Regions from separate parts of the Homo sapiens genome. Here region 1 is linked to region 2. Evidence: read pairs that join two places in POLR2A ChIA-PET (ENCODE). Cell type or tissue: OCI-LY7. All regions are shown on one strand. Links, peaks and the distances in the headings refer to the core of each region. The heading gives the core; the rest is flanking DNA.

The links. ChIA-PET counts read pairs that join two places held together with the same protein. Peaks named below come from ENCODE experiments on the same cell type or tissue, not always from the same donor. Only the 100,000 strongest peaks of a DNase experiment are listed, where the experiment ranks them.
Region 1: POLR2A ChIA-PET joins it to region 2 with 7 read pairs; 4 of 35 experiments call an interaction of 5 or more read pairs at or near these places.

What each region holds. Positions count from the first base shown.
Region 1 is chrX:120,202,318-120,206,714 of GRCh38, forward strand. It overlaps the pseudogene SFR1P1. Among named protein-coding and RNA genes, the nearest start is that of RHOXF2, 46 kb to the left of the region's middle. In OCI-LY7, for the core only: no CTCF peak of the experiment used is centred there; no DNase peak of the experiment used is centred there.
Region 2 is chrX:120,300,185-120,304,581 of GRCh38, forward strand. TMEM255A (transmembrane protein 255A) reads right to left here. Exons shown (of 9, transcript NM_001104544.3): 2 at 4,165-4,307. Among named protein-coding and RNA genes, the nearest start is that of TMEM255A, 9.1 kb to the right of the region's middle. In OCI-LY7, for the core only: no CTCF peak of the experiment used is centred there; a DNase peak (open chromatin) is centred at 2,447; H3K4me3 peaks cover 1,915 bases; H3K27ac peaks cover 2,163 bases.

The sequences.
Region 1 (4,397 bases), core at 262-4,261, 98 kb before region 2:
TGGCTTTTTCATCGTTTAATCTTTGTTTAGAAAGATTCTCATTCACAAACTCATTTTGGAGAGCACTGCATGACCCAGAGTCAAATGACTGAGATTCACAGACATTGATTCTTCAAAGTATTTTTCAAATTTATATTTTCTTCAAATTCACTGTCTATGTGTTTAAAACTTTCTTGAAATTCCAAACAGTTTTCCTCTGTGGAAGATGCTGGTTTCTCTGAAAAGGTCTGATCGTTTTCTTCATTCTCTACTTTAAGAAGTTTCACCACATTATAACAGGAACTAAATGAAGATCTTGCTTTCCTTAATCTTTCTCTAAGTGTTGCACTCATAGGTTGTGTTCGTGAACTATTTGTATAGGGAGATGATGGATTCACAGAGGTCTGAGGAGTGCTAGGTAAAACCACAGCTGAGTCTGATGGACTTTCCATCTTGAAAATGAAATCTTGGTTTTCCTTCAACTCCACAGCAGACTCCCGAGGAAGTCCAGGTCTCAGGCATCCCCCTTCCCCTCAGCAGGGTACCTCCCTCCGCCATCCCCAGAGAGAGCAAAAAGCCAACTTTCCCTTCTTAAAGGACTCACGGGAAGGGAATAATGGAAATAATAACTTCACATGCTGAAGAAAACAGATAAAGTGTGAAGAAACCATTTATCAACATTTAAACCTCCACACATTATTTGTTCTTTTTTTAAAAGAACTTTACTAAGAATCAGATTCATTAAGTCAAAGGATGTTAGAACACAAAGGAACCTGCAAAATTAAATCGCGTTCTTATTATATAAAACAGGAGACCCAGAGAGGGTAAGTGACTTGTCCAAAGTCACAGAGCACTTGAATGCAGTCAGGGCTGATTTCCAGTCTGCAACTCAAAAGAGAAGCAGTGTTTCTCAGTGAAAGAACAGTGGTGTGAGTTTTAAAGATTTTATTCTATTCTTTATTACATGATTATTATAGGAAAAATTGGGACACATTTTAAATTACCTAGAATCCTACCACTTCACAATGATCATTGTTAGTATTTTTGCTGTATAATTTTCCAGACTTTTTAATGTATATGAATACTGGTAAATGTGTTTACTAAAATTGGATCACACTGTCTGTACATCTCTGTCATATAACTCCTAACAGATGCAAAACTAGTCCACTGAATAGATTAACTTCATCAGTTTAACCAGTCCCTTACTGATAGATAGATAGATAAGCTTTTTCGAATGTTAAACCCTTATAAAAGATGCTGCACTAACCATTCCTGTTCAGACATCTTTTGCTGAAGTGATTTCTACCTACTGATCAGTGTGAATTTTGTAGGGATGCAATGATGTAGACTAGGTTTGAACTCTGGCTCTAGAACTTACTGTGTGTCTTTACACAAATCACAACTTTTCTGCACTCTAGTTTCTTCATCTTCAAGTGGGAATAATCATACTGATAGCCTAGAGGTGTTAAAAGGATTAAATGAAATAATACATGTAAAATAGTTGGTTAATACCTAGCATGTAGCAAATCCTAAATAATATTAGTTATTATTATTACCACAATGCTGAAGAAAACTGGCTCTTCAAAATAATGCCCATGATTTTCTGTTACTCTTTAAAAGAGACTAGCCAGAATTTTACAAAGAAGGTTTTAGATGCAAAACTTCAGTAGCTAAATTAATATTTCCTTTTTTCTAACTTAATCTATCGAGAAGAAAAGTAATAAATTTAAATCATGTGTGGTCTGTTGAGCTAGTTACTATGTTCTATCTATATAACTTAATGCCAGTCAAAATTTAAAAGGCATAGCTTTTCATCAAACATTCTTGTCTTAGTCTGTTTTCTGTTGCCTATAATAGAATATCTAAAACTGCATAATTTATAAAGAAAAGGAATTTATTTCATATGGTTATGGAGGCTAAAAAGCCCAAGGTCAAGGGACTGCATCTGGTGAGGACCCTCTAGCTGGTGGGGATTCTCTGCAAACTTCCTAGACAGCACAGAGCATCACAGGGTGAGGGGGCTGAGCATCCTAGCTTGGGTCTCTCTTCCTCTTCTTATGAAGCCACCAGTCCCACTCCCATGATAACCCATTAATCTATTGACCCATTAATCCATGATGGATTAGTCGATTCATGAGGGCAGAGCCTTTATGACCCATCACCTCTTAAAAGCCCCAAGACCCCACCTCTCAATACCGCCACATTGGAGATTAAATTTCAACATGAGTTTTGGAGGGGGCAAATATTCAAACCATACTCATTTGTAAGTAAAAAATCAACTGTTTTGTGATAAAGTTGCTCACCTTTCTTTCCCCTTTGGAAAATGCTCAAAGCATGGCTTACCCCATAAAATCAGCAGAATATCTTTACAGTCATCTATCCAGCCTCCCGGTGCCTTCAAGCTATTCTCCACTGCTTTTCTGTTTTATCCATGGGCCCCCAGCTATTTCATATTCCTCAGAGGGGTGGGAAAGAGCACAGAAGCTGAAGTTTTCACCTCTGAGACTTTGCTTTTAAACTGAAAAGATATCCATTGTCACACTGGGATTCATTTCTATCTGAAGCTTTGGAAACACATCACGACTTTTACCAAAGCCTATACAGTGAATCTAATTTATGTGTCACCTTTATTTCACCAATAGTTGCTTTAAAAATAAGGGAACACTCACCCCCTTTGAAAAGCTGGGTGGAAGGTTCAGTGTTGTATGGCTTATCTCGGAAGTCAGGGGTCAGTGACCAAAATTCACGGTGACCAGAAGCATTCCAAAATGCTGCCAGTAACTCCATGCTTACTGTTTCTTCCTCTTCTGCTCTACTGAACATTGTGGACATAGACACTCAGGATTGTTGGGGTGGATGATACTGGTTAAATGAGTCCTTCTTGGACACAGCTTTGGTTGAATGTGAGCACCAAACACTGAGAAGTCCTTGTCTATAACTGATGTGCAGAATGACCCATACGTTTTTTGGTTTGGGATTCTTTTTTTTTTTCTCTACTGTGTGTTATCCTTTTCTCTAATAGTGGCCAGTCACATTCTACCAGTCTGTATTTGTCTCACGGTTGTTGAAGTGGCTTTGCCAACTTAGCTAAGCTAGAAACATAGTTTCCTGGAATTGCCTTCCCAATGTGGTTCTGAGTTAGAGTGGACCAGGAGAAAAATTTGGGCAGGGCTTGGGAAGTGGGAGTGAAGCAATAGATACTATATTCTGAAGTTTGGTAGGACAGGCACTATTACCACTGCCATACACTGGCACTGATCAACTGGCACACCTCGTTGGTGTGGGGCAGCAACAGGACCTGCAGCAACTCCAACTCTGACAAGATCTCCTTCTTCAACTTCTCCAAGTCCTAAGTCAGGTTTGTGTGCACTTCCACGACTATGGATGCCAGCTCTTTCTTTAGGTTGGAGGCAATAAGAGACAGATGCAGGTTCCAGTAAGTCTTCATGGGATTTAGTTTGTCCTAGGGATTCAAGTTAATCCTTGCAGGTTCCAGTTTGTCCTTGCTTTCCCCCACACCACATACACCTCTTCTTCCCAACTGTGGGCCCTGAATATCTACAGTGACCTCAGGCTGCTATAAGTGCAGAGACAATAGCCTTCTATAGACTTCTTCCTCTGTGTAAGGTACATGGATGTTCCTTGGTCAAGGAATAGGCCAAGGTGGATATCCAGGCCTGCATGACTCAGTGAGTTTGGCATGCAGGCACACACCTCCACTTGTTATATAACCTGTTTGTGTAAGTTTATACTTCGCTCTAAGCCACTATTGTCTGTAAAAGGTATAACTGCCCTGCTAACGTTCTACAGGGGCTCTTGGGACTCTGGTTAGCTCCACATGGCTTAACATGGTGGGCACGCTGGTGCCCAGAGAAAGAAAGAGAGAGAGCCAAAGCTGTCCGTCTTGCAGATGGACAGGAGGGAGCCAGCACACAGCTTGGCTTGCTCATGCCCAGAGAGAAAAAGAGTTAAGCCGCTGACCCTGAAGGCAAGGAAGAGCCAGATGCACAGCTGTTTGTGGGAGCCACTGGCTCAAGCAGCTGCGACAGGGCAAACAGTGTGAGAGAGCTAGTGTGAGAAAGCTGTTAATAAAAGCTGCTGCTGAATAAAACCACATTCACCTGCCTTCAGCCCCGAGTGTTCTTTCTGCTCATCCACCAACTCCCTCTGGACTTCAGCATGGGCTGGACCCGGACCCCGGGACCTGACAACTGGTGATGAGAATGGGATGAGGTGAGTTGGCCCCAGTCCCTGAGGGCTCCCAGGTTGGCTTTGTGGCCACAGCATGGGCTGTGATACCCGGTGGCAGCTGTGCTGCGAAGATGGGCTCCAGTGGAAACATGGGAGGCAGTGGGTGGGTCTCCTGTGAGTATGGAGAAGGCACTGAAGCACCTGGAAGTGCACAGCACTGAGAAGAA
Region 2 (4,397 bases), core at 174-4,173:
GGAGGTGTACCGGGAAGCAGCAATCACCCTCCCCTGTCTCTTTCAGCTTCAGGCAACAAATGAAGCTCTTGGGTTTTTAGGCCTTCAGAGTAGAAAGCTCATCTGAACCCTCCTGAAATAAAATGCCTTGAATATTTGAGGACAGTAAAATTCTTAATCCAGTTTGTCTTTGTTTGTTGGTGTTCGGTTTTTGTTTCTGTTTTGTTTTGTTTTGTTTTTTTGAGACAGGACCTCGATCTGTCACCCAGGCTGGAGTGAAGTGGCGCGATCTCAGCTCACTGCAACTTCCATCTCCTAGGCTCAAGCGATCCTTCCACCTTAGCCTCCCACGTAACTGGGACTACAGGCTCATGCCACAGGGCCAGGCTAATTTTTTTTTTTTTTTTTTTTTGTAGAGATGGGGCTTTGTCATGTTGTCTAGGCTGGTCTCAAACTCCTGGGCTCAAGTGATCCGCCTGCTTCAGCCTCTCAAAATGCTGGGATTACAAGTGTGAGCCACCGCACCTGGCCGTTTTTAGTTTTTAAATTTTATTTATTTATTTATTTGAGACAGTCTTGCTTTGTGGCCCAGGCTGGAGCCCAGTGGGGTGAGTGATCATGGTTCACTGCAGCCTTAACCTCCTGAGCTCAAGAGATCCTCTTACCTCATCCTGTCGAGTAGCTGGGACCAGAGGCGTGCACCACCATACTTGGCTAATTTTTTATATATATACTTTTTGTAGAGATGGCGTCTCACCACGTTGCCCAGGCTGGACTTGAACTCCTGGCCTCAAGCTATCCTCCCACCTCAGCCTCCCTAAGTGCTGTGATTACAAGCATGTGCCACCGTGCCCAGCCTGGTTTTAGTTTTTTTAAAACTTTACAGTTCAGACTGTACAGACTAGCACATCTTTACAGAGGCATGTGTGCGTATGTCTCTTAGAACGATGATACCACATGCTAGCTCAGGTAGAGTAGCTAACATGCCATGATAATGCACCTCACTGTACAAAGATATCTCATTTGGCAAAATAAAGATGCTCCCAAAAAGCTTCACGTGACTTAGAATTATGCAAATTGAGTTATATTTTAAGTACCTGAGATCACAATATTTAAATGATTTGTATGGTAAGTCTTCTTTTAATCTAATAACTTCTCCCTAATTTGTCTGTTTTGAAAATTTAAATTCTCATGGATTGTTAACACATTTAATCAGAGTCTAAAACAGCAGAGTTCTAAATAAGCTGAAACTTTTTCACAGTTCTATACATTAGTAATTTATATTTAAAGTGACCACTTTGACAGTGCAGAATCTCCAGATGACACATTATGATCCTTCTGGTTTTATTGCTAAGCATATTTTACTGTGTGTTAATTCTCCAGGTGGTTGCTAGTCCACCTGAATTAGACTCCCCCCACCCCCCACGGATTCTTTCCCCTCAGGTGGATTCAACATTTATTACTTTTTCAATCAAAGGTTAGTTTATGAAAAGAAAATTCAGATTGCCAGGGCCCATGCAGACCAACTGAATCAGAATCTCTTGGGCTAGGGAGTAGAGATCTGCATTTTTTGCAGGTTCACAAGGTCATTCTTATTCACATCAGAGTGGGGAAACCACTGGTTTGGAGTTTCTATAGTAACTCCCTAATAACCAAGCTATTCAGTTAATGAAAGTACCCCATTCCCAGACAAATCTGGATTCTCAGGCGTTTACTGTTTCTGAGGTATGAGTCGTAATTGTATTTGTTACAACGTGATCTGACCTATAAACTCAAATGGATTTTTCTGCTATTCAATCTGCTGTCTTTTCCCCTTTATTTTATGTAATTAAAATGCATTTTAAAGAAGCAATCTCCAGGAACTATGAGAGCACATTTTTAAAGGTTAAATCATGGGGGCACAGTGTCCGTTAGGGATGGCTTTCCTATTAACACTTCCATATTAGCTCTTAGTGAACCACTCACACGCAAACACACGCCCCCACTGCTTCAACTTCTAGTGCTAGCTGAACATCAGGTACTTGAATAACAGCAATCAGGCACCCTCCTTCCTTTGTTAACGTATTCCAACCTAGCCACCCACAGTAAGATATTCCACAGAGAAGGTTCACAGCCACTGTTTATGAATAGGAGTTCATACTCTTAAATAACATGGAAAATACCTTCCCCTCACCCACAGAGACTCTAAATCTTGGCTTCAGCATTTGCTCATCAGTCAGAAATATTTTACTAATGCAGCTACCTGAAATACACAAAGTCAAGCAGACCCTATAAATTGCTTTTCCAAGCCACCGAAATGCTATCTTACCCCCTCTGTTCCTCCCTGCACACCCACCCCCCGACCCCCCACCGGCTTTGCTTGTGTTTAAAAATAAAACCCAATTCTGCTGACGACTGGTTTTCTTGCCTCACCACAGGAAGTGCACTGGGTGAGTTCTCACATCACATGTTTAACACAGGGCACCAAACAGTGTCTGTGGGTCACCTGCCCTCAGCTGGGAGGAGCCCTGCCTGCCCTGGAGCTGTGGAGGCACTTCCCCCAGCAGCCTTCAGCTCCAGGAAGGCATAGCCTGCAGCCCACTTTAGGTCCCAGCTTCTCAAGAGCTATTGAGGAGGCTGACTGTGGAATGAAATCAGTGACCTAGGCAACAGGCTCCAGGCTTGGTCACTTATAGCTCTGGCTTGTCCAAGGCATCATCTTTAATCTCCCCTCTCGCTTTGCTTCTCTCTCCAATCCCCACCTCTCTCTCTCTCTCTCATTTCATTTCAAAGAGAAATGAAACAAAACAACAACAAAAAATACATCTGACCTCTTTGCTGTACTAAAATATTTCTTAACTGAATTGTCCTAAAGGTCCTTCTGCTCTCTAACAATTGAGGAGCCATTTAATTGGTGTTTAAAATATGATCTCACCTCTAGAGTTAGGTTTTTGGGTTCAACAGCAGTGTACGTAGACTCAAATTAGGTTTTGGTTTTTCTAATGCAACTAGTTTAGCAGTCTCCAAAGGGAACTGCATGCACCCTAGGGTAGATAAAACAATCCACTGGAATACGGCTGTTTCCTATTTATTGTTTATCTAAAATAATAAGAAACCAAACATTACTAATATTTAATAAACAGACTGTCACTGGCACCCTCTGTCCGTGTGAATGTCAGGTGATCAGGTGAACTATCCTTCTGGAGGAGGGCAAGTTCCAAGCAACAAACGGTTGATGGTGGGGCATTTTATGTGTGCCTGGATTGTATTATCCAATTTTAACGAAACTAGTCTCAACAAAATGGATAAGAGGCTTGAAAAGATTCCTCTTGAGAAACCAGAAGTTGAAGATGACCCTAATAATGTAAGCAAACGTAAGCAACAAGAAAATGGCAGAGTTTAATACTTCTAACTCCCAGGGTAGATTTTTGGCAGCCAAATTGTGATATTGACATTTAAAAACATGACTCCAATGACAGTCTAATCATATGGGATAAGAAGGCAGCCAAAAATATTCACAATTATCTAGTGGGCCATTTGAAATAAGGATTTAAAGCCACTGTCTTTAATGACAAGCTTCACACTAAGTGCATATTATCTGGTGACATTTTAGTTTGTGTTCACATGAAGATATTAAAAGTTATTGTATACTTATTTTTATCTAATTTTTGAATGTTCATTTTTATATAAGTTTTATGAACATGTATATATATAATTTATAAGTGAATAAATATACATATTTTAGGAACATATCTTCCACAGCTTTTTCTGATAGGAGTGCAGGATCACTTTGGAGATCAGTGCTGTTGGTCAGAGTGTCAAGCTGCCAGGATCCTCAGATTTCAGGTGAGATCAGATGACCTCTATTATATATGGGAATGCAGATGCCCGGAGAGAAAGGACCTTAGCCTAAGGTTAACACTGCTGGTAACATCTCCTAAACCAGAAACCTGAGGTATTAAAGAGTGAGATGACTTGCTCAGGATCACACTGTTAGATAGGGATGGTGCTGGATTCTTCTGATTCTCAGTCCAGTGCTCTTCTTAGCGGGCCCAGAGTTGCCTCTCCACATAAATATACAGAGATACAAAGGAGGAAATCTGAGCAAACACTAGACACTCAAACAGAATTGAAAACTATCAGAGCAGAGCCAGAATTTCTGTAGACAGCAAGCTACTGCGACCTACCTGTGCCTTCTATACTTACAATAACTCCGGGGTAATAACCTCCTACAGTCACATTCTGGGTCCTGGTGGTTGCAGCAAGGCCCACTGTGAGAATTAACACGGACACAATAAGCAAAGTCACGGTGACATAGATGGAGTTTCGTTTCCTCCGATTGAATGCTCCTGAAAGCACAGAGAGAAATTAAAATTGCTCATTTCAGCTGGGGAAAGGATTGACTTAAAGAAAAAAACACTAAGAAGGTTTTCCTTTCC